Linked DNA regions of Homo sapiens: region 2 is linked to region 1. The links are chromatin loops, found by intact Hi-C in ENCODE. Cell type or tissue: endothelial cell of umbilical vein. All regions are shown on one strand. Each heading gives the region's core, and the rest is flanking DNA. Links, peaks and the distances in the headings are about the cores only.

Region 1 (16,627 bases), core at 6,844-11,843:
GTGTTTCACACATGTAATCATTTTAAGCTTCACAACAATCATGTAGGGTAAATGCACTTTTCTTCATTTCACAGAGGAGACCTTAGGGGTCAACATAGTTAAGTAACTTTTTCAAAGTCATACAGTTGGTAATTGTTGGGACAGAAATTAAACTCAGGTTCTGCAGGTAATATCCTCTAAGACCAAAAAAAAACGGTATGTAATGTGTTGTATATTTTTCTGGGAGAGGGTAAATATCTTTGATCATATTCACAAAGAAGTTCTTAACCCCCCAAAATAGAACAACTTCTATATTATGCCATCTTAAGATAAGCAGTACAGAGCAGGGAACTTGGAGCTATGTGAGCTCAGTCTTTATATCCCCCTTAACTTCTACCCAGGTAATAGTAGCAAGTTAAACCAGAAAATATATACATATATCCTTCATAATCCTTTAGGGCTAAGAAGTCTACTTTTTATTTTGTTGGAGAAGAGGTATAGTGTGCTAGGTGAATGTACAGTTGCTAGAGTTGAATTGCTTAAATTTAAATTCTAACTCTACCACTTATTCTCTTACATCAAATTGTACTATCACAGTTTCCTCATTTATAAAAGTAGAATAGTAATAGTACTATCTTATGGTATATGTGAGCGTTAAATTAGTAAATATGTGTAAATTACTTAGTGCAGACAGCAGTTTCCAAAGGACATTTGATGATATTTAAAGATATTTTTGGTTGTCACAATTTGGGAGAGGGGTGCCACTGTCATCTAGTGATAGAATCCAGGTGCATTTTGCAGTGCACAAGACAGCCCCACAACAAAGAATTATCTGACCTTCAGTGTCAGTAGTATTGAAGTTGAGAAGCCCCTGGTTAGCACAATGAGTGGCATATACATTTTTATAAACATTTGCTATTATTTTGTGCTGAAGTCTAAAAAAAAACATGGAAGAAAAAGTAGAATTATTATGTAATCATCTTTTCTTGGTTGTTTTGTGTGTGTGTGTGTGTGTGTGTGTGTGTGTGTGTGTGTGTGGTTGTTTGTTTTTTTGTGTGTTTTTTTTTTTTTTGGTTTTGTTTTTTGTTTTGAGACAGAGTCTTGCTCTGTCACCCAGGCTGGAGTGCAGTGGCGGTATCTCTGCTCACTGCAACCTCCACCTCCCAGGTTCAAGCAATTCTCCTGCCTCAGCCTTCCGAGTAGCTGGGATTACAGGCACCCGCCACCAAGCCCAGCTAATTTTTGTATTTTTGGTAGAGATGGGGTTTCACCATTTTGGCCAGGCTAGTCTTGAACTCCTGACTTCATGATCCACCCACTTCAGCCTCCCAAAGTACTGAGATTACAGGCATGAGCCACCGCACCTGGCCATAATCATCTTTTCTAAGCAGCTAAAGAAAGGTAAAATTTTTAATCTCAGGTGGGGGGGTCAGCCCCCCGCCCGGCCAGCCGCCCCGTCCGGGACGTGAGGGGTGCCTCTGCCCGGCCGCCCTTACTGGGAAGTGAGGAGCCCCTCTGCCCGGCCACCACCCCGTCTGGGAGGTGTGCCCAACAGCTCATTGAGAACGGGCCATGATGACAATGGCGGTTTTGTGGAATAGAAAGGCGGGAAAGGTGGGCAAAAGATTGAGAAATCGGATGGTTGCCGTGTCTGTGTAGAAAGAAGTAGACATGGGAGACTTTTCATTTTGTTCTGCACTAAGAAAAATTCTTCTGCCTTGGGATCCTGTTGATCTGTGACCTTACCCCCAACCCTGTGCTCTCTGAAACATGTGCTGTGTCCACTCAGGGTTAAATGGATTAAGGGCGGTGCAAGATGTGCTTTGTTAAACAGATGCTTGAAGGCAGCATGCTCGTTAAGAGTCATCACCAATCCCTAATCTCAAGTAATCAGGACACAAACACTGCGGAAGGCCGCAGGTTCCTCTGCCTAGGAAAACCAGAGACCTTTGTTCACTTGTTTGTCTGCTGACCTTCCCTCCACTATTGTCCCATGACCCTGCCAAATCCCCCTCTGTGAGAAACACCCAAGAATTATCAATAAAAAAATAAATTTAAAAAAAAAATTTTTAATCTCAGATATTAAATGACTTTAATTAATAGAACCTCAATATTATATGGAAAACCCCATTTAAAGTACGAATTTTTGATAGTATAAATGAATATGAAACCACATTTGATGCTATCAGATACTTGTAAATAGTGTATAGTTTAATCCTGTCTAGTATTGAGGTACTTGTCTATATATCTGTATTGATATATATATATATATAGAGAGAGAGAGAGAACATTTCATGATCATATATATAAAGTAATTGGTTAAGAGTATGGGCTTTGACATTATTCTGACTTGGGTTTAAGTCCCAGCCCTGTCACGTACAGATATGTGACTCAATAGACACATAACTTCTCTGGGTCTCAATTTCTTTTGTGGTAAATTGTGATGTTAATGTGATTGGTGTGATATTAATGTGATTTCTTCAGTGGTAAAATTGTGATATTAATGTCTACCTGCTTCATAGACTTACCATGTTGATTAAATGAGATAAAGTATATAAAGTGCTTAGCATAGTGCTTGCCCATAATGAGCACTCAGTAAACGATAGCTGTTCATATTATCGTCATCATCCCTGTCCCTGAAACTTCAGTACAAGTGATGTGGTAAAAACTAGAATAGTCAACCAAGAGGCTGATTGCTGGTAAAGTAAACCTAACCATAGGTTCTGTAGCTACCACGTACAAGCTATCTAACTTTACCTACTGTCTTCACCCATTCTATAAAATCACCTCAACTTCCCTGGCCACTGTACAAAGGCCCCTTTCCTCATTTGATATCTACCAACATCCACTGTTAGCATCCCTAACCTCTTTTGGAGATACCATGGATCTTTTTTACTGTTCCATTTTTTACTGAGCTCTGAGCTATGCTCATTTTTCATGTGTCCACTGAAGTCCACATAGTTATATATATTTTCTCCCCAAAATCCCATATCACACAAATAAAAATATCTAAACAGGAGAACTGTTTCCTATCTTGGGTTCTCTCAACACATGACTGTTAATTTTATTCTTTTCACTTACCGTATTTCACTTACTGTATCAGCCTCCTTCTAAATTATATCATAATCTCCCTTAAGTCCCTAGATTAGTTTGTTCAGAGGCAAAACAAAAGTGAAAGATTTTGTGAGAAATGCATAGTTTCATTACACATCTGGTAAAGACACGCTATGATTGCTTTCTTACAGTGTCCAGAAGCTAATTTATGGTACTTTCTTTGTTTATTGTACTTGAGCAATATAGAGTATACTCTGCAGACATGGTTTACACTTTGAATTAGTTTGCATCTATCTATATTAATGTGTTTTGTAAGCCAGGCCTTAATATCTCTTTATTGTGCTCTTTTGAAAATAATTCTCTTAAATCTATGGAACGTGTCTTACTTGTGAAGAAAGACACATTTTTCCACCTTTCTAAGATTAAAATAGTGAGAGAAACCTCAAAGAAGAGGAAATCCTATTTTAAAATAACAGCGATCTCCTCTGTAGACTCTTGGTTTGCAGGTTGTTAGTCTTCATCCTCTGTGTCAATTTAATGTATCACGTAAGTACTAGTGAACAGATGTGGGGGTAGGGGGAGGCAAGCAGAGTGTTGAAGCAGGAACCAGCAGCATTGGCAAACTGGCAAATGCTTCTGTTTTGCTAAACACCTGCTTTTCTTGTATTCAGATTGTCTGAACCATCTGTTTTTATATTCTGTTTACCTACTGTCAGCCATTTTGGAGTTGTTAAAATCTTTGAAAGTAGTTGGGAATTTTTCACAGTAAGCTGGGAATCTATACCACTCTTTAAAAACTTTGTGTTTTTAGGGTATTCCCATTTAATCCTCCAGAGAATAATTACTTTTTAATTTAGGTGCAATGTGTTAAATATTATATAATTAAAATGTTTTTCTCCCTTCCCAATTACTTATTCTTAGAAATCAAAGTTTAAATTGTCTAAATAGGTACTTGGCCATAGTGTGATAACACTAATAACAGATTCGTAATGATAGAATGTAAATATTAATTTATATGTCCCCTCTCATTAAAAAAAGAAAGAAAAAAGCATTACACAATTTGATGAAAGGTACTAATTTTTTATAAGCTTACCTACTAGATGATATGCAAGTGATATTCTCAATAAAAATATATAGTATTTATAAATACCTTTTTGCACCAGATACTATGCTAGGCATTTTGTCCACATTATCACAACTCTTCTCTACAGCCTTGCAAGGTAGATATTATTGTCCTCATTTTATAGATGAAGAAAATGATTCTTTAAGAAGTTGAGGAAATTGTTCATGCTCACATTTGTGACTGGAGATTTGAACTCTGGTTTTTACATTGCTTTTCAAAAATTCTGTCATACCCAAGAGATGATTCTGTGATCCAAAGTTTCTGCATAAGGAGTCAGAGGTGGTGCATTTTGTTTAGTTAGAAGTGAACACACTTCATTTGGTTTGTTAAATTCCTAGCTCTTTTCTAATTGTCTGCAGACGTTTTGTTCCTTTTGTCATTGAGGAACACTGTTGGAACTTGGTCCGCTGCTTTTGTGTTTTGCAAGGTTTTTCAAAAATGCTTTTACTTTAAAAAGAAAATGAACTAGTTGAGGTCTCTGTAAAAAATTCCAGCAGAGAATTTGCTTTTTCCTTAAAGTTTATATCTGTCTACTGGGGCCTCTAGTAACCTTTCAAGATAATAGTCAGAATAGAATGGCTATGTTAACATTTTTTTGACCTTTGTCACTACCCAGAAATGTGATCTGTGCAAAATAGACCTTAAAGATGCTATAAGTGGAGGTTCAGTTCAAATGATTTAAAGGCATGGTGTTAATAGATATAATCCATATTTATATTTCACTTTTCTAGAGCAAAGCTCACATAAAGACCACCGAAATCAATATTATGAAAGAGTCAGGCCTCTTTGGCCTAGGAATTTAAACACTTGAAAGGCAAGATCAGGTTTTTGGTTTTTTAGTTAGGATATTGGCAGGACTTGAAAATTTCTGAAATATTTAAATTCAAGAGTCGCCTTAAATATATGTTAATTTCAGGGAAAATAAGAAGCAATTCCACTTTCTCTGGTCAATAATAAAATTTACAGAACTTCTCCCAAGCAATGGCACAAATTAAAAATATAAATAGGCTTAATAAGTTCATGAATTAAAGATTCTCAACAAGTTATTATGAAAAGATATAAATATCTGGGCTACATTTCTAACCCTGTGAGGTTAATGGTCATTGGTGGAAGGTAGTTCATTGAAGCCTTAATGAGAGACAGTTATGAACTAGGTGAGCCATTGAGCTGATGGATGGCATTCTTATATAATTAACCTAGCAGTGGTAATCGCCTCCTTCAAGTTCCTAGCCTTTCTCGAACCAAGGAAAAAGAGCCAAAATTGTTGCCATTTTGCCACCTTGACATTTCTTTTCAATTGCCAAACCTAACTACCTTTCTTCAGTAATACAACTAAACCAGAGAGGGCTGGTTTTTCTGCATTCAGAACTGTGGATTTAGGGTCATTTTGGTATATATTTAATTGAACTCTTGGGAGCAGATGAACTCCCCCAAGGAACTGGGTATATGAGGGCGGAGGGCAGTTTCAATTCAAGAATGTGAAGAATAGAAATTTCTAACTGAAAATAAATAATTAGAAAGTGAGAAACCAGAGTAAGATGTCCATGAAACTCAGAATATCGAGGAGAAAGAACACATGGTAACAGAGGCAATAAAGGGCCCCAGAAGCTGGGCACAGTAGCTCACTCACGCCTGTAATCCCAGCACTTTGGGAGTCCGAGGCAGGAGGATCACTTGAGGTCAGGAGTTCGAGACCAGCCTGGCCAACATGGTGAAACTTCATCTCTACTAAAAAAAAAAAAGTAAAAAATTAGCCAGGCATGGTGGCACATGCCTGCAATCCCAGCTACTCGGGAGGCTGAGGTAGAGAATCGCTTGAACCCGGGAGGCGGAGGTTGCAGTGAGCTGAGATCGCTATTGCACTCCAGTCTGGGCGACAGAACGAGACTCTATCTCAAAAAAAAAAAAAAGGGCCCCAAAAAGATACAAGCTTTACCCCTCTGACTCTGAACTATCATGCACAATGTAGTCAGACAAATCTTAAACGTCACTCTTGTCCTAGGGTTCTTCCCACTTAGAAATCTCCCTGTTGCTCATGACATCAAGCCAGTACTCTGGCTTTTAAGGTTCTCCATAATCTAGCTCCATCTACTGTCCAGTTTTTGGTTTCCACAGCTCCCTTCTGTCATGCTGACTCCCATTTTTAACTTGGATCATACTGTTCTCTTCCTCCTTCTGCCCACACTCATACAAACTCATACCTGGATCATATTTGCTGTTAAAACTTAATAATGGCAATGCTCGCACTCATTTATTGTTTATTATACACCAGTCACTATGATGATAAACCTTCTATGTGCATTATATCTTAATAAGTCTCAAAATAATCTTATGACGAAGGTGTCATTAACCTCATTTCTATAGTAGAGTAACTCAACTAAGAGTACATAGGTAGGAAGTGGCATTCACAAGATTTGACCTTAGGTCCTTCTAACTCTAAATCCATTAAATGATGAAGTGTAATTCCTGATCTTGCTCCTAAAGCATTTTATGCTCTGTGTCCTTATTTTCTTAGCAAGGTTTGAGATTCTTGAGGAAAGGGGCAGTGTCTATACATATCTTGTATCTGTCATACAACTAGGACAGTGCTAGATTATCACCTATTTTCTCATTGATTGATTGGATATTGATTAGAGTGAGATGGTCAGACTTTATGGTGACAGAAGGAGAGAAATTTTATTCTGATCCTAGTCATATTTCTGAAGTAGGTGTTGTTAATTAGAGCAGCATCTTATTAAGAAACAGTGGGTTGGAACCAGCCAGTGTTTAGTTTTCAAGAATTGTACATTAGAAAAAGATTTATACAGAGTCTGTAAGAATGTTATTTTTGGCTAGATTAGTGGCACTCTTTTTTTTGTTTCATTTATTATACAAATACTTATCATTACAAATCTGTTTATTATATGCTAAACAGTGGGACACACTATTGCCTAGGGAAAGATATTCCTGCCATCACAGACTGGTGGAGAACACAAAGTTAATAGGTAATCATTGTTCAATGTAATGAGGCCCATGACTGATATGCAGAATACTGGGAACATATTGGAAGATAACTGATGAAATCTTGGGGAAGACAGGGGAAGACTGACACCCAGGGGGTGCTTGGGTTTCTTTTAGTGTCATTCACTTCTGCATATAACATACACAGGGAAGTAAGATAGGACCAAGAGTTGCATATTAGTGCAAAAAGAGAACAGAAGTGTTCAGCTTCATGTTTTCCACTTTTCCATTCAAGATTGCAAACAGGCTGAGTGCAGTGGCTCATGCCTGTAATCTTCAGGCGGATCACCTGAGGTCGGGAGTTCAAGACCAGCCTGACCAACTTGGAGAAACCCCATCTCTACTAAAAATACAAAATTAGCCAGGCATGGTGGCACATACCTGTAATCCCAGCTACTCGGGAGGGTGAGGCAGGAGAATCTCTTGAACCAAGGAGGCGGAGGTTGCAGTGAGCCAAGATCACGCCACTGCACTCCAGCCTGGGCAACAAGAGCAAAACTCCATCTCAAAAAAATAAATAAATAAATAAATAAAAATTGCAAACAAGACCAAGAAATCTAAATAACAGTTCACTTTAGTTTTTTTTTTTTTTTTTTTTTAACCAAATTAAGGGGGTTGAGGACAAAGTGAATATTCCATCTTTTCTAAGAAGATAATTAGTAAAACAAATGAATTTAACCTACTCCTCTTAGTTGGCACCAAGAACTACCTGCTATTTCCACTGTCTGATAGGTGCCAAGATTATTTTATGTGCAAGTCAAGGTGTTTTTTTCTGAGACGGAGTCTTGCTTTGTCACCCAGGCTGGAGTGCGGTGGCACGATCTCGGCTCACTGCAAGCTCCGCCTCCCGAGTCCACACCATTCTCCTGCGTCAGCCTCCTGAGTAGCTGAGATTACAGGCATGCGCCACCATGCCCAGCTAATTTTTTTTGTATTTTTAGCAGAGACGGGGTTTCCCCATGTTGGCCAAGCTGGTCTTGAACTCCTGACCTCAAATGATCTGCCCACCTTGGCCTCCCAAAATGCTGGGATTACAGGTGTGAGCTACTATGCCCAGCCAAGATTATTTTATGTATATTGAATGAAATAGCATTTAATATAGTGTTTACTTTGGATTTACTAGAACAAATGTCAGTGAATACATATTTTTCCCTAGCAGCTAAGAAACAGCATTGTCAAACAGTGAAAACAGGAAGTTGGGGAAACCATTTAACTGTATAACCTCAAGAAATCTAACCACTATTTGATTTTGCCATCTAAAGTATTGTGTTAGGCTGGGCTCAGTGGCTCACGCCTGTAATCCCTACACTTTGGGAGGCCGAGGCACGTGGAGCACCTGAGGTCAGGCGTTTTGAGACTAGCCTGGCCAACATAATGAAACCCTGTCTCTACTAAAAATACGAAAAATTAGCCGGGCATGGTGGCGGGGCACCTGTAATCCCAGCTACTCGGGAGGCTGAGACAGGAGAATGGCTTGAACCCGGGAGGCAGAGGTTGCAGTGAGCTGAAATCACGCCACTGCACTCCAGCCTGGGCGACAGAGTGATACTCCATCTAGAAAAAAAAAAAAAAAAATATATATATATATATATATATATATGTACACACACACACACACACATATACACATATATGTATATATATGGAGTTAATGATACCTAGCTGTGCCTATTTTGATTGTACATTCTTAGCGATGCAAGAGGGAGAATACAATTAGCCTTCCCCCAGCCAAAAAGAGGATAATCCAAGTAATTAAAGATTTAAAATAAAATTTTATGAATGAGATGTAGGAGGTAGAGAAAGTAGCCATAGAGAAAGTGGATATTTTGTCAGTTATTTTTCTTGATCACTATTTGAGAATAATATCATTTAATATCAACTACAGTGTGGGAAAAGGCAATGATGATTTCAGCAAATGAGCATTTACTATTAAAAAAGAAGCAAAAATAAGTTATGAAATATAGCAGAGTTCTCCACATACATTGATGTTATACAATTATGATTTATGATGATAATAATTCCCCTAATTCCATAATCTGTGAAAATGAAATAAACTTATTTCCGTGAACCCTTCAAAAAAGATAACTCCCACAAATTCCTAATCAAACTGATTTTAAAAGAAAAGAGAAAAAGTAGATTTGAATGGAGAAATCGAGTGCTACAGAATATAAAATTTTCATTCATTTGTATAGTGGATTGTCATCTTGAAGTAAAGATGAAATGAAACAAAGTTGTTTGTGCTTTGAACATTGAAGCATTGTTCATCATGCATAATTAACAAAGTTGAAATTTTGTAAGTATGAATCATGCACAAAAGAGCCACAGCTATGATAGCTATTACAGGAAATGGAGGAAATTAATAATAAAAGGCAATACACTACCTCATAAATACATTCTCATCATAAGATTGGAGCATGAAAGCATTAAGAAAATGCCCTGATTAATTTAACAACTTAATCCTGTAAATTGGAGTATAGTTATTTCAGAATTCATTTGTACATAGACAAAGCAGAGACACAAAATAGCTTACTTTCATTAAGATTTTAAAAGCAATTCTTATGGATATGTGAAGATAATATTCTTTCAAAAGAAAGATTATAAGCGGATGTTCCTTAATGTTTCCGAAATTACCTAGTTTCTATATCTTTCTACAAGTACTATATTATATTCATTAAGAATCAGAATTGGCACATTCTGGGTTACATTCCAGTGATCTTACCTTCTATATAATTTATTTTAAGTAACTGCTAAAATTATGATTTTTAAAAGACTATGTGATACTAGGAACATAAATTAGAAGAAAAAGGTACTTTCTTAGTTCTCAGTAATTGAGTAAAGTTTAATCCTGATTAGAAGATCCTTGAGTACCATTTTGATGTGTGAAATAATTTATTTAGATGTTTTTAAAATAAATTTTGGAGTATTTTTGTAAAGTGCAAATACATGAGTAGTTTTCTAGAACGGCTTTTATGTCATGTGAACATGTGTGGATCACTATATTTTTTTTCCTATTAGCTATTTGGTAAAAGTCCACAATTTGCCAAGATGGTTAATAGGACACAAATATAGACATTTCATATGATGTACCATGTAAATGTAAACCTTTGTAGTTACATGTTTTTGTAGCAAGAGAATTGTTTTAAAAGGCATGTAATTTATTAGCTATCGGTAGCTTCTTTATTGCCTTGCCGCACTGCAGTAATAAATAAAAGAAAGTGAACTGATTTTACAAATGGCACACAAGGTGCACATTTTGTGGGAAAAAAAGTCTTTTTTTAAAGAATTGGCATTAAATCCTTTTTTTGTGATGACAAAGAGGCTAAGAGTGCAAACTGTATTTTCTGTTTATCGAAAACAGTCTTTTTTTCTCCGGGGCATTTTTCCCTATGATCATCAAGGGATTTCAAAAGCAATAAAGTGTGGAATCATTGTTCGACTTGAACAGTATTAAAACTTAGGTTTTAATTTCAGTGAAGTAATAAGATTTGAACCTGTCTCACATTACAGCACTGTAAGGCATTTAGCAATTGTATTTTAAAGGAGGTTTTTAAAATGCAGCTCACTTGTAAGCTAACTGTCTGTCAGTAATTAATAGTTTTTCTTCAGCATTGGCTGTTGTGATCAGACCAAGAAATATCTGGGTTTTTAGTAACACATTATGATAATTGTGAATGTTTATTCCTAATTAGTCTAAATGTCTAATAATTTTCAGCTTGCTTCTCTGGCTGTTTAAAAGAAAACAGAGGGTGATGTTTAAAGCTACAGTGTGTCTTATAAAAAATATGAATGTACATCTGCATGTATATTTCAGTAAGTTTTACACCCGGCAAGATTATGTCAGTTGACTCATTCATTAACTAAGTATTTTATTCTTCAGTACCATTTCCTAGTTTTTGATATTACATCATTTATATAGGGATTGCCAAATAAGGTACTGTATGTAAAGCTAAACCCACACTGATGATCTGGACTCTTCAGTGATGAACATTGAAACTTGTCTTTACTTCTTAAAAAGGGCTTTAAAATATGAGCATTTCTACTAAAACAATGTGGCAACATATTTGCTGATGAAAGATTGTATTTACCATATTGAATTGCCTTAGAAAATAATTGCCTCTACAAAAGGAAACATCTGTATGATAGCGCATGGTTAAAGCTGCCATCAATTTTTAACATTTGAGGGTTGAGCTATGACCTTTTATGATGACTGTGAACAGTAACTGCATCCATTAGCCATAAGTTTTGTTTCTTTATTTTAGTAGATGGTCTAGACTGTAAATATTAGAGAATCTAAAATAAATCAACATATTATCCTAAGGATACAAAATGTAAGAGCTATTTGTGGTTGGGAACCTTTGACAGATAGTTTGGATGAAGCAGATGATTGCCTGCCTAGCGTATCTGGTCTCCATTGCTATGCCTGCAGGCAGTTTAGTGCTATGGTTGTATATTGATGTCAGGGTTAGTACTGAGTGGCTAGCAGTGACAGATGTCTATAATTACAGGCAATGCTTCCAGTATTTCTGAAAAGCCAGCCTATGTTGAACAATTATCTTATTTCTGCCTTGCCAAAGAGCATGTTCCAATTGCTAGTATTAGCAATGGTGAATATAGTGCTTTATCTGCTGCCTTGGGACAAATGTGAGAAAAGCACTTGGTTATAAAACATAAATGCAAAATATTTTTTCAACATTTTAAATTAGTTAAGTTCAGTGTTTTCCTAATTTTTATCTCCCCATAATGTTTCTTTTGAAGGAGTCTTGAAATATAAAAGCACATTTGGCATACTTATTGGAATTTTGTTTTCCCCTAGGCCTTGCGTGGCTCCCCAGCGCCAGTATCCCTTGCTTTACTGAATAGATGTGTTTAAGCAAGTTGGCTTTGAAACAAGTTTCTCCTATGTGAATTGCATTTTCTGGTTGACACCCATTACAAAATTGGAAATGCATTTCCATGGAAAATCTCCTATGCCCAGTAAGTTTAGTTGGAAACTTTTAACAAGAAAAATTATAACATAATAGAAAATTTTGAAATGTGCTAAACACCTTAGTACTGGTGGCTTTCCATTTGCTGAGAATTGCAATTCTCAAGTTTTGTTGTAACCTTTTTTTTTTTTCTTAAGCCTTTGACCATTTATTGTCCATTTCTGTCTCTCAATTTTCATGGTCACTTCCTTCCTTGCTCCCTCTTGGCCCACTTTTCTGACTCATTAGAAATGTTTTCATGCTTGTTGGTGCCAGTTCTCACCTGCCCTTTTTATCTGGTCATTTGCATTCATGAGCTATGGGCTGTCATACCACACTTTCCAGCAGGTGCGGCTGCCTAACACATGATACTCTCTAACCTTCCTAAAGATTAAGGTGTTGGGGGTTAAAACATTATCCATGTTGTAAGTTATGAATCCTGTATTTTCAGGTAATGTAGAATGAGAAATATCTAGGAAATATCACTTGAGAATGCAGTTTATCTTCAACCTTAATCTAACCTGCAATGGGTTTCTGCTTTGCATTTAACCACTTTGCTGAATTATTCATTACATTTTCTCATTTAGTCTTCTCAACAATGTTCTGTTTAATATACATGAATATCATTTTGCAGAAATATGAAACAATTTCAGAATTAAAAGCTTGTTTAGTGGCAGGCCCTTGGTTTCAACCAGATCATCTTACTCTGAACCCAGTTTGCTTTTCGCTGTATCACATTGGCTATGTATGTATTTAGGCATGAGTCCAGGAATGATCAGTTTCAGAGTGTGTTGACTGATAATGCCAATATCATAAGTTTCATCTCCATACTAGCTGTTTTACTTCCCAAGGAAAAGACTCATTTCTTTAACTGAAGATTGGATGTCTAGTCCTGGCTCGCCATCAGTCACAAAAGAACTAAGCTAGATCCTTGATATTTTATGTCCTACAATAGGAGAAGCAACCTAGAACCAATAGTCTAGTGTCAGAGATCAGTAATATTATATTTATTTCTGAAAGGTAGCCCCTTTCTGTTCCCACTGTGAGAGAATGCCCCTTGGGAGCCCATCACCTAAAAACTCTTAATAATTTTAAACTAATGATAGTGTTCTGGACCCCCGTGTCTGTGTACATTAATTTAGTAAAGAAAATTTGGGCCGGGCACAGTGGCTCACGCCTATAATCCCAGCACTTTGGGAGGCTGAGGCAGGTGGATCACGAGGTCAGGAGATCAAGACCATCCTGGCTAACACGGTGAATCCTCGTCTCTACTAAAAAAATACAAAAACTTAGCTGGGCGTGGTGGCAGTCGCCTGTGGTCCCAGCTACTCGGGAGGCTGAGGCGGGAGAATGATGTGAACCCGGGAGGCAGAGCTTGCGGTGAGCCAGGATCATGCCACTCCAGCCTGGGCGACAGAGTGAGACTCCATCTCAAAAAAAAAAAAAAAAAAAAAAAAGAAAAAAGAAGAAAATTTGGACAATTGGATGGACCTATTGATCTGAATGGGGAAAACTTTGATAACTTATTGGACACAGTGATCATCTACTTACTCAGTGAGTTGAAAACTTACCTTGGAGATAGGAAGCAGGAACTTGTATTGACTCAAAAAATGAGGATGAAAGCTTTGAATCTGGCAATATAGGTGATGCAGATAAGTTCTTGAGATAAAATAACACCAAATACCACAGATCATTCTGTTTTTCTCCTGACTTTTTTTCTATCACTTTTCTTACTACTTTATTTCTTTGCAAGACTCAAAGACTAGACCCATTATTTAATATTAGAAGTTATGTTACCTTTCATTAAGACCCTCTCCCCTCTAACTACTACTAAAGCTACTCACATACCCACTTAGAACATATATCTGTTTTCTAGTATCTAGTCCAGATAAAGCACAAAGAAAAGAGACATTCCAATAAAAATAATAGGTAATACTTATGAAAATTTTACTGTATACCAGGACTGTTATAGGTCCTTCACATAAATTAACCATTTTAATCTCAAAAATTCCACAGATTAGGTACTACTCTCATCCTTTTTATATTTGAGGAAACTAAGGTTTAAAGGGTAAGCAACTTGCTCAAAATTACTTAGTAAGTGGCAGAATCTCACTAGTCTTGGGCTTCAGAATCTATTCCTAACCACTTCACTAGATTACCTCCTATTTTGTGATATTATACTTTGTAACCCTAGTTAAAAGATGTACTTTTGCCAATCAGAAGGTTACTTTGCCTGCTTAAGTCATTAGCCTCAGTTGCCACACTTCTATAATGAAAGTGCTTCATGGGAAACAGTACTAAGAGATTCTTTTTGGTTTTTTTTTTGAGATGAAGTCTCACTCTTGTCGCCCAGGCTAGAATGCAATGGAGCAGTCTCAGCTCACTGCAACCTCTGCCTCCTGGGTTCAAGTGATTCTCCTGCCTCAGCCTCCCAAGTTGCTGAGATTACAGGCGCGTGCCACCACGCCCTGCTAATTTTTTGTATTTTTAGTAGAAGTAGAAGCAGGGTTTCACCTTGTTGGCCAGGCTAGTCTGGAACTCAGGTGATCCACCCATCTCGGCCTCCTAAAGTGCTGGGATTACAGGCGTGAGCCACCGCGCCCGGCTGAGATTCTTAAAAATCATTCTGTCAAATATTATTTATGATTTATTCTTTTTTAGGGCTAGCTTTTAGTAACTGGTTTCTGGAATTATCTCACTGAAGCAATCCCATTGTCATTCATATAACCACATCCAGAATTTGAACAGGACTTCACCATGTCTCTGCTCATGGGCTCCAGAATAAAATCAAAGTCCCAAGAATATCATAAGTAACAACCACAAAGATTGTCAGCCACTTTCTCCTTTTATTTGAGATTGGGGAGGCCTTTTGCTCTTATTTCTGGTGCCAGGTGGCAGGTCCCTAAACTTTGTGCTTTTTAGGTTGTACGCCTGAGGAGTGATGTACCCAGAGTTCCAGAGAAGGCTTGGAAAATAGTTAAGGTGAGTTGGGTTGCTGGTTATGATGGTGGACCAGCAATCTTTATGCTTGTCTCACTACAGCCTCAGATTCTAATTAGTAAAACAGGCATATGCATACAATGATTAAGTGTAGGCATGCATTGTCTTCATTCCCTTTTTATGCATTATATAATTCTACAATGTTCATATTTTATAGCCAAAGGTTTAGTAGTCCACTAATAAGCAGTATTAGCTGCAAAGCCTATATTTAATGTGGTTGCATAGTACAAAAGCATCCTAGATTTCTTGATGCTAACATTGCTGAGTAACCAATTATAATCAGTTATTAATACTTAAGAAAGTTTTATTTGGCTACATTGAATAGCATCTGTTATTGAACAGTGTCTAGAGCACATGTATCCCTTGTGTCAGAATGTGTTTCTGGCTGACACCTTTAGGAGGTACGGGGGATTAAACAAAATATTTTACTTCCCAGTTCCCCACCTCTGCTATCACCCTCTCACAAACTTCATCCAGCATCAGCTTCTTTGCCCTAAAATTTAATCGTCATCTTATAAACTTGCTATTGCAAAGAATTATAAATATTCCTTTAACTGTCTGAAATGCTCTTTCAAACCATGGTCCCAAAATCCTCTACTAAAATTAAGCCTTCTTCCCAAGCATCTGGTGCCATAGCCATAGTTAGCTTCTTTTTGAATGGGCTTGGGGAGATAATATATTTACCCAGGGCTTTACCATGGCTTTATCCATAGAAGACTAGTTTAACAGAAGCTTGGCCCCAGACATGGAGTGAATTGGCAGCCAACAGGAGCAAAGCTGTGTCAGGACAAATGTACACTCTCCATTTTCTCTGGTTGGCTTTCAGCTGGTTGCACCACAGGAGTCTTTCTGTGGACTGCATATCCTGTGACCAGTAACTGGTGCACTCAACCCAGGTCCCTCTTGGCTAGGGAAGGCCTGTCGGGAGGCATTAGGTTCATGCTGGTGGAGATCCTTAGTCAGTGGCTCCCTGAAGGAAAGTAAGGCAAACAGCCAGCTTCTGTTGAACAGGTGGTAGTTAGACCCTAGATCTGCTTGGGGGTGGGAGGAAAAGAATCTCTCCAAAATTACCAGCCTTGCTGGTTTTCACATTATACCTGTACTCTTTCTAATAAATTATTGTTTAGAAACTGACTCAGAAATATCTCTGACAGCATCTGGAGCTTTCTGACTTTTCCACCTTCCTTAGCAGTCTGGATTTGGGCCCAAGTTAGAAATGGAAACCCCACTGGGGTGCAAGCAAAAGAGGAAGCATGTTCTTAGCCATGCATCAGTGGAGGCCCCTACTGGGAGAGGGGATTATCACAAGGCAGCAGGCAGCCCTGCACCCCAGCCTGCTGAGTTCATGCTTTGTGCCACAGGATGTGGAGCGAAGGAAATGTGAGGCCAAAGTGGTCACTCCAAGTTTTCTTATACAATAGCTTATTCAAGCAGACTGGGAATGCCTCTTAAGAGATTTGTTAGGTACATGTGCCCTTAGCAAGATGGCCACCACAGATGGTGGGTT
Region 2 (16,627 bases), core at 5,449-10,448, 64 kb before region 1:
TTACTGAGAATGATGATTTCCAATTCCATCCATGTCCCTACAAAGGACATGAACTCATCATTTTTTATGGCTGCATAGTATTCCATGGTGTATATGTGCCACATTTTCTTAATCCAGTCTATCATTGTTGGACATTTGGGTTGGTTCCAAGTCTTTGCTATTTTGAATAGTGCCACAATAAACATATGTGTGCATGTGTCTTTATAGCAGCATGATTTATAGTCCTTTGGGTATATACCCAGTAATGGGATGGCTGGGTCAAATGATATTTCTAGTTCTAGATCCCTGAGGAATCGCCACACTGACTTGCACAATGGTTGAACTAGTTCACAGTCCCACCAACAGTGTAAAAGTGTTCCTATTTCTCCACATCCTCTCCAGCACCTGTTGTTTCCTGACTTTTTAATGATTGCCATTCTAACTGGTGTGAGATGGTATCTCATTGTGGTTTTGATTTGCATTTCTCTGATGGCCAGTGATGATGAGCATTTTTTCATGTGTTTTTTGGCTGCATAAATGTCTTCTTTTGAGAAGTGTCTGTTCATGTCCTTCGCCCACTTTTTGATGGGGTTGTTTGTTTTTTTCTTGTAAATTTGTTTGAGTTCATTGTAGATTCTGGATATTAGCCCTTTGTCAGATGAGTAGGTTGCGAAAATTTTCTCCCATTTTGTAGGTTGCCTGTTCACTCTGATGGTGGTTTCTTTTGCTGTGCAGAAGCTCTTTAGTTTAATTAGATCCCATTTGTCAATTTTGGCTTTTGTTGCCATTGCTTTTGGTGTTTTGGACATGAAGTCCTTGCCCATGCCTATGTCCTGAATGGTAATGCCTAGGTTTTCTTCTAGGGTTTTTATGGTTTTAGGTCTAACGTTTAAATCTTTAATCCATCTTGAATTGATTTTTGTATAAGGTGTAAGGAAGGGATCCAGTTTCAGCTTCCTACATATGGCTAGCCAGTTTTCCCAGCACCATTTATTAAATAGGGAATCCTTTCCCCATTTCTTGTTTTTCTCAGGTTTGTCAAAGATCAGATAGTTGTAGATATGCAGCGTTATTTCTGAGGGCTCTGTTCTGTTCCATTGATCTATATCTCTGTTTTGGTACCAGTACCATGCTGTTTTGGTTACTGTAGCCTTGTAGTGTAGTTTGAAGTCAGGGAGTGTGATGCCTCTAGCTTTGTTCTTTTGGCTTAGGATTGACTTGGCAATGCAGGCTCTTTTTTGGTTCCATATGAACTTTAAAGTAGTTTTTTCCAATTCTGTGAAGAAAGTCATTGGTAGCTTGATGGGGATGGCATTGAATCTGTAAATTACCTTGGGCAGTATGGCCATTTTCACGATATTGATTCTTCCTACCCATGAGCATGGAATGTTCTTCCATTTGTTTGTATCCTCTTTTATTTCCTTGAGCAGTGGTTTGTAGTTCTCCTTGAAGAGGTCCTTCACATCCCTTGTAAGTTGGATTCCTAGGTATTTTATTCTCTTTGAAGCAATTGTGAATGGGAGTTCACTCATGATTTGGCTCTCTGTTTGTCTGTTGTTGGTGTATAAGAATGCTTGTGATTTTTGTACATTGATTTTGTATCCTGAGACTTTGCTGAAGTTGCTTATCAGCTTAAGGAGATTTTGGGCTGAGACAATGGGGTTTTCTAGATATACAATCATGTCATCTGCAAACAGGGACAATTTGACTTCCTCTTTTCCTAATTGAATACCCTTTATTTCCTTCTCCTGCCTAATTGCCCTGGCCAGAACTTCCAACACTATGTTGAATAGGAGTGGTGAGAGAGGGCATCCCTGTCTTGTGCCAGTTTTCAAAGGGAATGCTTCCAGTTTTTGCCCATTCAGTATGATATTGGCTGTGGGTTTGTCATAGATAGCTCTTACTATTTTGAGATACGTCCCATCAATACCTAATTTATTGAGAGTTTTTAGCATGAAGGGTTGTTGAATTTTGTCAAAGGCTTTTTCTACATCTGTTGAGATAATCATGTGGTTTTTGTCTTTGGCTCTGTTTATATGCTGGATTACATTTATTGATTTGCGTATATTGAACCAGCCTTGCATCCCAGGGATGAAGCCCACTTGATCATGGTGGATAAGCGTTTTGATGTGCTGCTGGATTCGGTTTGCCAGTATTTTATTGAGGATTTTTGTATCAATGTTCATCAAGGATATTGGTCTAAAATTCTCTTTTTGGTTGTGTCTCTGCCAGGCTTTGGTATCAGAATGATGCTGGCCTCATAAAATGAGTTAGGGAGGATTCCCTCTTTTTCTATTGATTGGAATAGTTTCAGAAGGAATGGTACCAGTTCCTCCTTGTACCTCTGGTAGAATTCGGCTGTGAATCCATCTGGTCCTGGACTCTTTTTGGTTGGTAAACTATTGATTATTGCCACAATTTCAGCTCCTGTTATTGGTCTATTCACAGATTCAACTTCTTCCTGGTTTAGTCTTGGGAGAGTGTATGTGTCGAGGAATTTATCCATTTCTTCTAGATTTTCTAGTTTATTTGCGTAGAGGTGTTTGTAGTATTCCCTGATGGTAGTTTGTATTTCTGTGGGATCGGTGGTGATATCCCCTTTATCATTTTTTATTGTGTCTATTTGATTCTTCTCTCTTTTTTTCTTCATTAGTCTTGCTAGCGGTCTATCAATTTTGTTGATCCTTTCAAAAAACCAGCTCCTGGATTCATTGATTTTTTGAAGGGTTTTTTGTGTCTCTATTTCCTTCAGTTCTGCTCTGATTTTAGTTATTTCTTGCCTTCTGCTAGCTTTTGAATGTGTTTGCTCTTGCTTTTCTAGTTCTTTTAATTGTGATGTTAGGGTGTCAATTTTGGATCTTTCCTGCTTTCTCTTGTGGGCATTTAGTGCTATAAATTTCCCTCTACACACTGCTTTGAATGCGTCCCAGAGATTCTGGTATGTTGTGTCTTTGTTCTCATTGGTTTCAAAGAACATCTTTATTTCTGCCTTCATTTCGTTATGTACCCAGTAGTCATTCAGGAGCAGGTTGTTCAGTTTCCATGTAGTTGTGCAGCTTTGAGTGGGATTCTTAATCCTGAGTTCTAGTTTGATTGCACTGTGGTCTGAGAGATAGTTTGTTATAATTTCTGTTCTTTTACATTTGCTGAGGAGAGCTTTACTTCCAGCTATGTGGTCAATTTTGGAATAGGTGTGGTGTGGTGCTGAAAAAAATGTATATTCTGTTGATTTGGGGTGGAGAGTAGTGTAGATGTCTATTAGGTCTGCTTGGTGCAGAGCTGAGTTCAATTCCTGGATATCCTTGTTGACTTTCTGTCTTGTTGATCTGTCTAATGTTGACAGTGGGGTGTTAAAGTCTCCCATTATTAATGTGTGGGAGTCTAAGTCTCTTTGTAGGTCACTCAGGACTTGCTTTATGAATCTGGGTGCTCCCGTATTGGGTGCATATATATTTAGGATAGTTAGCTCTTCTTGTTGAATTGATCCCTTTACCATTATGTAATGGCCTTCTTTGTCTCTTTTGATCTTTGTTGGTTTAAAGTCTGTTTTATCAGAGACTAGGATTGCAACCCCTGCCTTTTTTTGTTTTCCATTTGCTTGGTAGATCTTCCTCCATCCTTTTATTTTGAGCCTATGTGTGTCTCTGCATGTGAGATGGGTTTCCTGAATACAGCACACTGATGGATCTTGACTCTTTATCCAATTTGCCAGTCTGTGTCTTTTAATTGGAGAATTTAGTCCATTTATATTTAAAGTTAATATTGTTATGTGTGAATTTGATCCTGTCATTATGATGTTAGCTGGTGATTTTGCTCGTTAGTTGATGCAGTTTCTTCCTAGTCTCGATGGTCTTGACATTTTGGCATGATTTTGCAGCGGCTGGTACCGGTTGTTCCTTTCCATGTTTAGTGCTTCCTTCAGGAGCTCTTTTAGGGCAGGCCTGGTGGTGACAAAATCGGTCAGCATTTGCTTGTCTGTAAAGTATTTTATTTCTCCTTCACTTATGAAGCTTAGTTTGGCTGGATATGAAATTCTGGGTTGAAAATTCTTTTCTTTAAGAATGTTGAATATTGGCCCCCACTCTTCTGGCTTATAGGGTTTCTGCAGAGAGATTCGCTGTTGGTTTGGTGGGCTTCCCTTTGTAAGTAACATGACCTTTCTCTCTGGCTGCCCTTAACATTTTTTTCTGCATTTCAACCTTGGAGGATGTGACAATTATGTGTCTTGGAGTTGCTCTTCTCGAGGAGTATCTTTGTGGCATTCTCTGTATTTCCTGAATCTGAATGTTGGCCTGCCTTGCTAGATTGGGGAAGTTCTCCTGGATAATATCCTGCAGAGTGTTTTCCAACTTGTTTCCATTCTCCCCGTCACTTTCAGGTACACCAATCAGACGTAGATTTGGTCTTTTCACATAGTCCCATATTTCTTGGAGGCTTTGCTCCTTTCTTTTTATTCTTTTTTCTCTAAACTTCCCTTCTCGCTTGATTTCGTTCATTTCATCTTCCATCACTGATACCCTTTCTTCCAGTTGATCGCATCGGCTCCTGAGGCTTCTGCATTCTTCACGTAGTTCTCGAGCCTTGGTTTTCAGCTCCATCAGCTCCTTTAAGTACTTCTCTTTATTGGTTATTCTAGTTATACATTCATCTAAATTTTTTTCAAAGTTTTCAACTTCTTTGCCTTTGGTTTGAATGTCCTCCTGTAGCTCAGAGTAATTTGATCGTCTGAAGCCTTCTTCTCTCAGCTCGTCAAAGTCATTCTCCATCCAGCTTTGTTCCGTTGCTGGTGAGGAACTGCGTTCCTTTGGAGGAGGAGAGGTGCTCTGCGTTTTAGAGTTTCCAGTTTTTCTGCTCTGTTTTTTCCCCATCTTTGTGGTTTTATCTACTTTTGGTCTTTGATGATGGTGATGTACAGATGGGTTTTCGGTGTGGATGTCCTTTCTGTTTGTTTTCCTTCTAACAGACAGGACCCTCAGCTGCAGGTCTGTTGGAATACCCTGCAGTGTGAGGTGTCAGTGTGCCCCTGCTGGGGGGGGCCTCCCAGTTAGGCTGCTCGGGGGTCACGGGTCAGGGACCCACTTGAGGAGGCAGTCTGCCCGTTCTCAGATCTCCAGCTGCGTGCTGGGAGAACCACTGCTCTCTTCAAAGCTGTCAGACAGGGACATTTAAGTTTGCAGAGGTTACTGCTGTCTTTTTGTTTGTCTGTGCCCTGCCCCCAGAGGTGGAGCCTACAGAGGCAGGCAGGCCTCCTTGAGCTGTGGTGGGCTCCACCCAGCTCGAGCTTCCCGGCTGCTTTGTTTACCTAAGCAAGCCTGGGCAATGGCGGGCGCCCCTCCCCCGGCCTCGCTGCTGCCTTGCAGTTTGATCTCAGACTGCTGTGCTAGCAATCAGTGAGATTCCGTGGGCGTAGGACCCTCCGAGCCAGGTGTGGGATATAATCTCGTGGTGCGCCGTTTTTTAAGCCGGTCTGAAAAGCGCAATATTCGGGTGGGAGTGACCCGATTTTCCAGGTGCGTTCGTCACCCCTTTCTTTGACTCGGAAAGGGAACTCCCTGACCCCTTGCACTTCCCAGGTGAGGCAATGCCTCGCCCTGCTTAGGCTCGCGCACGGTGCGTGCACCCACTGGCCTGCGCCCACTGTCTGGCACTCCCTAGTGAGATGCACCCGGTACCTCAGATGGAAATGCAGAAATCACCCGTCTTCTGCGTCGCTCACACTGGGAGCTGTAGACCGGAGCTGTTCCTGTTCGGCCATCTTCGTGGTTATGTCTTTATCAGCAATGTGAAAATGGACCAGTATAGTAAATGGGTACCAGGAGAGTGGGGCACTGCTGAAAAGAGACCCGAAAATATGGAAGCAACTTTGCAACTGGGTAACAGGCAGAGACTGAAACAGTTTTGAGGGCTCAGAAGAAGATAGGAAAATGTGGAAGAGTTTGGAACTCCCTAGAGACTTGTTGAATGGCTTTGACCAAAATGCTGATAATGATATGGACAGTGAAATCCAGGCTGAGGTGGTCTCAGATGGAGATGAGGAACTTGTTGGGAACTGGAGCAAAGGTGACTCTTGTTATGTTTTAGCAAAGAGACTGCCAGCATTTTGACCCTGCCCTAGAGATTTGTGGAATTTGAATTCGAGAGAGATGATTTAGGCTATCTGGCAGAATAAATTTCTAAACAGCAAAGCATTCAAGAGGTGACTTGGGTGCTGTTAAAGGCATTCAGTTTTAAAAGGGAAACAGAGCATAAAAGTTTGGAAAATTTGCAGCCTGACAATGTGTTAGAAAAGAATATCCCATTTTCTGAGAAGAAATTCAAGCTGGCTGCAGAAGTAAGGAGGAGCCGAATGTTAACCACTAAGACAATGGGGAAAATGTCTCCAGGTCATGTCAGAGAACTTTGCAGCAGCTGCTCTCATCAAGCCCAGAGGTTTAGGAGAAAAAAAAAAATGGTTTCATGGGCAGGGCCCAGGGTCCCTCTGCTCTGTGCAGTCTAGGGACTTGGTGCCCTGTGTCCCAGTCACTCCAGCTGTGATTAAAAGGGCCCAAGGTACAGCCCGGGCTGTTGCTTCAGAGGGTGGAAGCCCCAAGCCTTGGCGACTTCCACATAGTGTTGAGCCTGCGGGTGCACAGAAGTCAAGAATTGAAGTTTGAGTACCTCTGCCTAGACCTCAAAAGATGTACGGAAACATCTGGATGCCCAGGTAAAATTTTGCTGCAGGGGCGAGGCCCTCATGGAGAACCTCTGCTAGGGCAGTGCAGAAGGGAAATGTGGGGTCAGAGCTCCCTCACAGAGTCCCTTCTGGAACATTGCCTAGTGGAGCTGTGAGAAGAGGGCCACCATCCTCCATACCCTAGAATGGTAGAACCACCAACAGCTTGCACTGTGCATCTGGAAAATCTGCAGACATTCAATGCCAGCCCATGAAAGCAGCCAGGAGGGAGTCTGTACCCTGCAAAGCCACAGAGGTGGAGCTGCCCGAGACCATGGGAACCCACTTCTTGCATCATCATGGCCTGGATGTGAGACATGAAGTCAAAGGAGATCATTTTGGAGCTCTAAGATTTTACTTCCTCACTGGATTTCAGATTTGCATGGGGCGTTTAGCCCGTTTGTTTTGTCCAGTTTCCCCCATTTGGAACGGCTGTATTTATCCAATGCCTGTACCCCCATTGTGTCTAGGAAATAACTAACTTGCTTTTGATTTTACAGGCTCATAGGCAGAAGGGTCTTGTCTCCTCTTGGATGAGACTTTGGACTGTGGGCTTTTGAGTTAATGTTGAAATGAGTTAAGACTTTGGGGGACTGTTGGGAAGGCATGATTGGTTTTGAAATGTAAGGACATGAGATTTGGGAGGGGCCAGGAGTGGAATGATATGGTTTGGCTGTGTCCCCACCCAAATCTCATCTTGAATTCCCATGTGTTGTGGGAGGGACCTGGTGGGAGGTAACTGAATCATTGGGCAGATCTTTCCCATGCTGTTCTCATGATAGCGAATAAGTCTCATGAGATCTGATGGTATTATAAGGGGAGTTTCCTTACACAAGTTCCTCTCTTGCCTGCTACCATGTGAGGCTTGCCTTTCACCTTTCACCATGATTGTGAGGCCTCCTCAGCCACATGGAACTGTAAGTCCAGTAAACTTCTTTCTTTTGTAAATCGCCCAGTCTTGGGTATGTCTTTATCAATAGCATGAAAACAGACTAATACACCAGCTTTTCATATATGCAGGTTCCACAGGGCCAACTGCAGGACTGGAATATGCACGGATTTTGGTATATGTGAGGGATCCTGGAACCAATCCCCAGAATACACTGAGGGACAACTGTACTATAGGTTTTTATGTTTAAATATTTTATTTTGATGAAGTGATCTTTAATGGTTCATTCTAGTAACCCAAGGATATGCTTTAAATTTATTGAAGTCAATAGGAAAATGTGATTTAATACTTAAGAAATTGCAGTAAAACAAAGGAAAAAAATTTCCTTTCTGAGAATTCTTATTTGCCTTTGATATCTAATTCTTATGGTTACCATTTGGCATTTAGTGAACCCCTAATAATATATTGAATGATACTTCAAGTTATGTTACAGATCTAAGAATACTTGGCCAAACTGATCTATGACTACAAAAAGAAATTCTGTTGCAGTGACTCATACAACAAAAATGTTCCCAGTTTGTGAGTGACGCTCTGTGTTATATTTACTTCCCTAATATATAGTCACCTTTCATAATAGTGTCAGCATAATATACTAAGACAAAGAGGATCTACTGAAACTTCTCTTGCAACCATTAGGACAAACCCGGTATAAGACTATGCCTCCAGTTACCTGGGTGACCTTACCCTGTTAAAGTCTTATTTATAAAATGAGGGCTGACACTGGATTATTGCTAAGGTTCTATCTATCTGGAGAAATTATCAACCAGGAGAGCTTAATGGTATTTGTCACCTATTCTTATTTTTCCTAAGAGATCTTTTTCATATGATAGTGACATGATCATTCTGATGAAGTCCTTCCAGCTTCTAATAAAATCTAGGAAACACAGTTGTTATTCACCCCATAGTAATGAAGAAACCTGTCCTGTGCACTACAAGGAGCTTCTTATGTTCTGAGAAGAATTGTTATTCACCTTTGATCTCTAGTCCTTAAACTCTGTAGTCGGCATTTAATGGATGTCCACTAATATTTAGTTTGGTTTGTGTTGCATATTATGGAAAGCACTCATCTATATTTAATGTCTATGCCACTGCCTGTGAATTTGTGGGAAGACAAGTGTATTGTAAAGTCAAATTCCTGCCACTCCAATTTTCTACCAGCATCTAAGTCCTCACAGCTGTGCTTTAGTGCCCCAAATTTGTTATTAAGCCCATAATCCCAGCTACTTGGGAGGCTAAGGCCGGAGAATTGCTTGAACCCAGGAGGTAGAGGTTCCAGTGAGCCAGGATCACACCGTTGCACTCCAGACTGGACAATAGCAGTGGAACTCAGTCTCCCCCCAAAAAAAAAAAATAGACATTTTTATACATATCACGGACAGGTTTTATATATGATCTTGTTTCTTGTGGACTGTAAGCTACTTGAGGTTAAAAGCTCTACTTTATTTATTTATGTCCCTCCACTGTTTACTACTACTTAGCACATATACGACAATCAGTTACATTTACTAAGTTGATGATTATAAGGAATCACACACGATATAATAGCTGAGTTGTTAATGAAAAAAAAATCAGTTTCTTTGTAATGATTCCTCTCTACCAGAAAAACAATCAAGAACCCGTTGTATGTGGTAGCTTATGTAAGAGGGAAGCTTCTGGAAAAGCACCTGCCAATTGTCACTGTTATATTTTCAGAGACAAAAGACAAATATAGTCACAATCACTGGTATAATTTTCATGACCTCTAAACAGTTCTGTATTTTTTAATGACTACAGAAATTTATTGGTTATTTTCAGTTTAGTTTTATGCAGTCTGGCAAAGTAATCAGATTAAGTATGTATGTATCACACACTTTTTCACTTATAGCAGTAATCCTTTATCTGCATCAGTCTAATTTAGTGCTTTGGGCAATAGAGTAATGCAGACTAAATCAAAGCTGGATATGAGCCAAGATGATGAGTTGGAAAGATCCCTGGCTTTGTAATTAGATAGACCTGGATTCCCATTAATTGAGGTAATGAATGTAAAATACTGAACACAGTGCCTGGCTCCTGGTAAGTTGCCCCATAAATGGTAGCTAATGTTATTTTACTTTAAAGAGTGCATAGTTTTTAAAATAATCATTAGGTAGGAAGAGCTGTGGTAAAGGAGTGAAGTTTGTTTCCTTGAAAGTACAGTTTACCAGCATGCAGTATATCTTGTTATTTGTTAGCTCTGTGGAAACATGCCTACCTAAAAAGGAGACTCAGGTTCTGAAACAGACCAAGAATGAAAGCACCAACTAACTCTTTTGTGAGGCCTTGTGCTTTTTTATTCAATGGAAGATAACAGTCATCAGATTGGGGTAGGGTCTAATGGTGGCAGCCAACTAGTGTGTGTTTTAATTGTGTGTGTTGCATGATGAGAGGTTTAATGCCTTAGGCAAGTCACTAGATGAGCTCAACTCTAAGAGTACATTTTCTTTAGTAAAAATAAGGCCAATACTATTTGTGTTGCAAAGTTATGAAGATTGATGATTATGTCAGTAAAATGCCCAGTGCCTGGCATTTTGAAAATGCTCCTATAAATTGAACCTTAATTTTTCTCATTATTATCATTGTTATTTTTATATAATGATCTGTGTATTTAAGGTGGGTTTGTCCTTTGAGGATCCTCTTCGCAATATTTTCCTGTTGCTTAGAAACACATCCTTTAAATAACAATAGAAGCTCTCTATGCATCTGAAAGTAGAAATGCTCTTAACTTTTTACTATTCCCACCTAAGCTTGTCTTCTAACATTACTTCTGATCTTTCAGAAGTACGTTCTCTTCGTGTAAAGGAATTATGGAAGAGTTTGCTGTCTGGCTAATCTTGCTATATGGTAGTATCTGCAGTTTTCCCAAGAGGAATGCGTTCATTTTGTGCTATCTAATTGCCAGTCTTAATGTATTCATATTGGCAAGTTTTCAGTATTCTGTCCCTACTTTTTTCCTTTTCCCTGTTGGCTGTGGTTTGACTTTGTTCCCCCAAAGTTTGTGTGTTTGAAACTTCATCCCAATGCAATAGTGTTAGGAGGTGGGATCTAATAAGAGGTGATTGGGTTGAATAAAGTAAGTCCAATCCCTGGTGCCTCTCTCTTGGTCCCTCTGTGTTTGCTTGCTATTCCAACATGTTATAACATAGCACAGAGGCCCTTGTCAGATGCTGGTACCATATTCTTGGACTTGCCAGCCTCCAGAACTGTGAGCCAAATAAATTTCTTTTCTTTATAACTTAACTAGTCTGTGATATTCTGTTATAGCAACAGAAAACGGACTAAGAGACTTGTGATGATTTGATTTAATTTTACTTTTTCCTGATAGTTTTAAGATTTTATTCTAAATACACTCTCACTGAAGAGTTCGTAATGCCATCTTATATTATTTTACTCTATATTTTTGTCTTTACTCTCTATCCTTTGATGTACTTGTTGTGACAACTTTAATCATGTTTAGACTGGTTTGTGGAGAAGAGAGGATCACAACAGGTACAGAAATAGGCTATAGACTTTATATGGCTGTTGTCAGTCTTTTCTATTTTATTATCTTGGAGTTGAACTTATGTAGGACATTACTGGCTACGGTAAAGAAATCAAATAAAAAGAAAGGACAGTTCTTTCAATCTTGTATTAGATTTATAGCCTACCAAAGGAACTCCATTGTTGATGCTGATAAACAAATGAATGGAAATTCAGAATGGTTATAGTAGTCCAGTGAGCTTTGGAAGGTTGTAAGCTTTCTGGGCCTTAGTTTTCTTCAGTACAAAATGGACATATTAACTGAGCTTTCTATTTCCGTGGATTGTATAAAGATCAGATGAAATATAGTTCACCCTTGAACAACACAGGAGTTAGGGGAACTGACACCCCCCCGACACACCCACACAGTCAAAAATCTGAGCGTAACTTTAGACTCCCCAAAAACTTACCTGCTAATAACCTACTGTTGACTGAAAGCCTTACCAGTAAAATGAACAATTAACACACATTTTAGTGTTGTATGTATTTGTACTATGTATGCCCTTAAAATAAAGGAAGGTAGGGGAAAAATCATGAAGAGAAAATATATTTACTATTCATTTAGAGGAAGTGGGTCATCACAAAGGTCTTTATTCTCATCATCTTCATGTCAAGGATGCTGGAGGAGGGGAAGGGGCTGGTCTTAGTGTCTCAGAGGTGACAGAGGCAGAAGGAGTAAGCCGAGAAGGTGGAAGGGGAGGAAGAAGTGGCAGGCACATTTGATGTAACTTTTATTGACAAATATCTGCATATAAGTGGACCCGCACAGTTCAAACCTGCATTATTGAAAGGTCAACTGTAATGTGAAACACATATAAAAATAATGTGTCTATCATCAAAGCATTATATACTTCATGATTTTAAAGTGTTAGTGACCAAGTAATCCTTTAAGGAAAGAGACTGTGTTGCCATATCATACTTATTAACTTATTGTTGTCTGTCTTCCAAAAAGGATTTGAAGCAAAAGTCACTAATGAAGTCATTGAATTGAATATGTTATTGGTGATAGAAGTGAAGTGAGAGGAAATCCGAGGAGAAATGCTTTGTAAGAATGTTGAATTCATTTGCTACATAGGCAGTAAATATTTAGGTAGCACATCTTCATAGAAGGAATAAAATGTGCAAATTTGATTGTTGTTGGCAAAGACTGATTTTTAAAACAACTGTAATACACAGTAGATCTAAAGAGATACTGCCTACCAAAGGGTAAGAGAAAAAGATTAGGATAATAAATTACAAATTAGCTTGACTTTGAGAATTTGGGGGAAATGTTGAAACTTACAGAGAAAGAATAAATTTAGGGAAATAATAATGTAACCAGGATAGGGCCTGAATTTTTTATATCTGTATGTAAAGAAGGAGCTGGTTCTTATTAACTTTTCTGAAGATCTGGTATGTACTTTAAAGCCTACTTTATCAACAACAACAACAAAACTCTGTGAAGAAGGGGTGGAGGGATGTTTCTAAGATCTTAGAGAAAATTGTAAGTATATGGTAGAACTTTAAGAAAATCATCTTTAGTACAAGAAGGATTATAATGGTTTTGGTTGAAGTTATTCAGTGTTGATTGTGACCATGTAACTAAAGTTTGTGATTCTTGAATTTGTGTTTTTTATACTTATGTTTTACAAAAAGATTTTATTTCTTCTTCAAGGAGGTTGTAAGAATTTTCCCTCGATTTTCTAAATCTAATGCAGAAATTGTTCCAGGCTATGAGTAAGTAGTGGAGGGAAGAAATTTGAGTCATGTTACCTCCATTTTTAGTGTCTCTCTTTAGCTTGTCCCTTCCTTTAGTCAAGGTATCTGTTAGATTTATAAAAATTTAGAATACCATATCCCTATAATTTTTCATCTAATAATCTCATTGAGAAAACACAGGAGAAGTTGGAAAGCAAATAGTGGTCACTGAGTGCTTCTTATGTATCAAATTCTAGATGTTAATATGTAATTTAATCTTCAGAAAGGGCTGTTAGACCATAAGCTCCTTGGAGCACAGCTTTGGGTCTTCATCTATGTAATCTCTCTAATTAACTGTACGTTTAATAAGTGTATACAGTTAGATACACAGTGAATGAGTAAACAAGTCTGTAAATTATTGTCCTCATTTTAGAGAAAATGAAATGGGTGTCTAAGAAATTAAGTCTATCAATAGTCCCATAGCTACTAAGCGGCAAAACCTTAACCTGTATGTAGTCTTTTTATTATTATTATTATTATTATTATTATTATTATTATTATTATTATACTTTAAGTTCTGGGATACATGTGCAGAACATGTAGGTTTATTACATAGGTATACATGTGCCATGGTGGTTTGCTGCACCCATCAACCAGTCATCTACATTAGGTATTTCTTCTAATGCTATCCCTCCCCTTGCCCCACACTCCCCAACAGGCCCCAGTGTGTGATGTTCCCCTCCCTGTGTCCATGTGTTCTCATTTTTCACCTCCCACTTATGAGTGAGAACATGTGGTGTTTGGTTTTCTGTTTCTGTGTTAGTTTGCTGAGAATGATGGTTTCCAGCTTCATCCATGTCCCTGCAAAGGATATGAACTCATCCTTTTTTATGGCTGAATAGTATTCCATGGTGTATATGTGCCACATTTGCTTTATCCAGTCTATCATTGATGGGCATTTGGGTTGGTTCCAAGTCTCTGCTATTGTGAATAGTGCTGCAATAAACATACGTATGCATGTGTCCTTATACTAGAATGATTTATAATCCTTTGGGTATATACCCAGTAATAGGATTGCTGGGTCAAATGGTATTTCTGATTCTAGATCCTTGAGGAATTGCCACACTGTCTTCCACAATGGTTGAATTAATTTACACTCTCACTAACATTATAAAAGCGTTTCTATTTTTTCACATCCTCTCCAGCATCTGTTGTTTCATGACTTTGTAATGATGGCCATTCTAACTGGCATGAGATGGTATCTCATTGTGGTTTTGATTTGAATTTCTCTAATGACCAGCAATGATGAGCTGTTTTTCATATATTTGTTGGCCACATAAATTTCTTCTTTTGAGAAGTGTCTGTTCATATCCTTTGCCCATTTTTTGATAGCGTTGTTCATTTTTTTCTTGTAAATTTGTTTAAGTTCTTTGTAGATTCTGGATATTAGCCCTTTGTCAGATGGATAGATTGCAAAAATTTTCTCCCATTCTGTAGGTTGCCTGTTCACTCTGATGATAGTTTCTTTTGCTGTGCAGAAGCTCTTTAGTTTAATTAAATCCCATTTGTCAATTTTGGCTTTTGTTGCAATTGCTTTTGGTGTTTTAGTCATGAAGTTATCACCCATGCCTGTGTCCTGAATGGTATTGCCTAGGTTTTCTTCTAGGGTTTTTATGCTTTTAGGTCTTATGTTTAAATCTTTAATCCATCTTGAGTTAATTTTTGTATAAGGTGTAAGGAAGGGGTCCAGTTTCAGTTTTCTGCAACCCCGTTTCTTAAATAGGGAATTCTTTCCCCATTGCTTGTTTTTGGCAGGTTTGTTAAAAATCAGATGGTTGTAGATGTGTTATTTCTGAGGGCTCTGTTCTGTTCCATTTGGTCTATATATCTGTTTTGGTACCAGTACCATCCTGTTTTGGTTACAGTAGCCTTGCAGTATAGTTTGAAGTCAGGTAGCATGATGCCTCCAGCTTTGTTCTTTTTGCTTAGGATTGTCATGGCTATACGGGCTCTTTTTTGGTTCCATATGAAATTTAAAGTAGTTGTTTCCTAATTCTGTGAAGAAAGTCAATGGTAGTTTGATGGGAATAACATTGAATCTATAAATTACTTTGGGCAGTATGGTCATTTTCACAATATTGGTTCTTCCTATCCATGAGCATGGGATGTTTTTCCATTTTTTTGTGTTGTCTCTTATTTCCTTGAGCAGTGGTTTGTAGTTCTCCTTGAAGAGGTCCTTCACATCCCTTGTAAGTTGTATTCCTAGGTATTTTATTCTCTTTGGAGCAATTGTGAATGGGAGTTTGCTCATGATTTGGCTGATATTGGTGTATAGGAATGCTCGTGATTTTCGCACGTTGATTTTATATCCTGAGACTTTGTTGACGTTGCTTTTTGGCTTAAGGAGATTTTGGGCTGAGATGTTGGGGTTTTCTAAATATACAATCATGTCATCTGCAAACAAAGATAATTTAACTTCCTCTCTTCCTATTTGAATACCCCTTATTTCTTTCTCTTGCCTGGTTGCCCTGGCCAGAACTTCCAACACTGTGTTGAGTAGGAGTGGTGAGAGAGGGCATCCTTTTCTTGTGCCAGTTTTCAAAGGGAATGCTTCCAGTTTTTGCCCATTCAGTATGATATTGGCTGTGGGTTTGTCATAAATAGCTCTTACTATTTTGAGATATGTTCCGTCAGTTCCTAATTTATTGAGTGTTTTTAGCATGAAGGGGTGTTGAATTTTATCAAAGGCTTTTTCTGCGTCTATTGAGATAATCATGTGGTTTTTGTCATTGGTTCTGTTTATGTGATGGATTACGTTTACTGATTTGCATATGTTGAACCAGCCTTGCTTCCCATGGATGAAGCTGACTTGATCGTGGTAGATAAGCTTTTTAATGTTTTGCTGGATTCAGTTTGCCAGTATTCTATTGAGGATTTTTCGCATCGATGTTCATCAGGGTTATTGGCCTGAAATTTTATTTTTTTGTTGTGTCTCTGCCAGGTTTTGGTATCAGGATGATGCTGGCCTCATAAAATGAGTTAGGGAGCAGTCCCTCTTTTTCTATTGTTTGGAATCGTTTCAGAAGGAATGGTACCAGCTCCTTTTTGTACCTCTGGTAGAATTTGGCTGTGAATTTGTCTGGTCCTGGGCTTTTTTTGGTTGATAGGCTATTACTGCCTCAATTTCAGAACTTGTTACTGGTCTATTCAGGGATTTGACTTATTCCTGGTTTAGTCTTGGGAAGTTGTATGTGTCCAGGAATTTATCCATTTCTTCTAGATTTTCTAGTTTATTTGCATACAGGTGTTTATAGTATTATCTGATGGTTGATTGTATTTCTGTGGGATCAGTGGTGATATCCCCTTTATCATTTTTTATTGTGTCTATTTGATTCTTCTTTCTTTTCTTCATTAATCTGGCTAGCAGTCTATCTATTTTGTCAATCTTTTCCAAAAACCAGCTCCTGGATTCATTGATTTCTTTTGAAGTGTTTTTTGTGTCTCTATCTCCTTCAGTTCTGCTCTGATCTTAGTTATTTCTTGTCTTCTGCTAGCTTTTGAATTTGTTTGCTCTTGCTTCTCTAGTTCTTTTAATTGTGATGTTAGGGTATCAATTTTAGATCTTTCTAGGTTTCTCCTGTGGGCATTTAGTGCTATAAATTTCCCTCTAAACACTGCGTTAGCTGTGTCCCAGAGATTCTGGGACGTTGCGTCTTTGTTCTCACTGGTTTCAAAGAACTTACTTATTTCTGCCTTAATTTCGTTATTTACCCAGT

Evidence for each region. A loop is a pair of places that touch in the nucleus more often than their neighbours do. Peaks named below come from ENCODE experiments on the same cell type or tissue, not always from the same donor. Only the 100,000 strongest peaks of a DNase experiment are listed, where the experiment ranks them.
Region 2: a loop joins it to region 1, with 4 times the contacts of the local background. A loop is called at or near these places in 1 of 110 quality-filtered maps.

What each region holds. Positions count from the first base shown.
Region 1 is chr5:171,146,365-171,162,991 of GRCh38, forward strand. All of the region lies in intron 14 of RANBP17 (RAN binding protein 17), which reads left to right. Among named protein-coding and RNA genes, the nearest start is that of TLX3, 150 kb to the right of the region's middle. In endothelial cell of umbilical vein, for the core only: no CTCF peak of the experiment used is centred there; DNase peaks (open chromatin) are centred at 8,317 and 9,467; H3K27ac peaks cover 343 bases.
Region 2 is chr5:171,084,237-171,100,863 of GRCh38, forward strand. All of the region lies in intron 14 of RANBP17 (RAN binding protein 17), which reads left to right. Among named protein-coding and RNA genes, the nearest start is that of TLX3, 220 kb to the right of the region's middle. RefSeq lists an enhancer at 4,913-5,480. In endothelial cell of umbilical vein, for the core only: no CTCF peak of the experiment used is centred there; a DNase peak (open chromatin) is centred at 8,145; H3K27ac peaks cover 1,081 bases.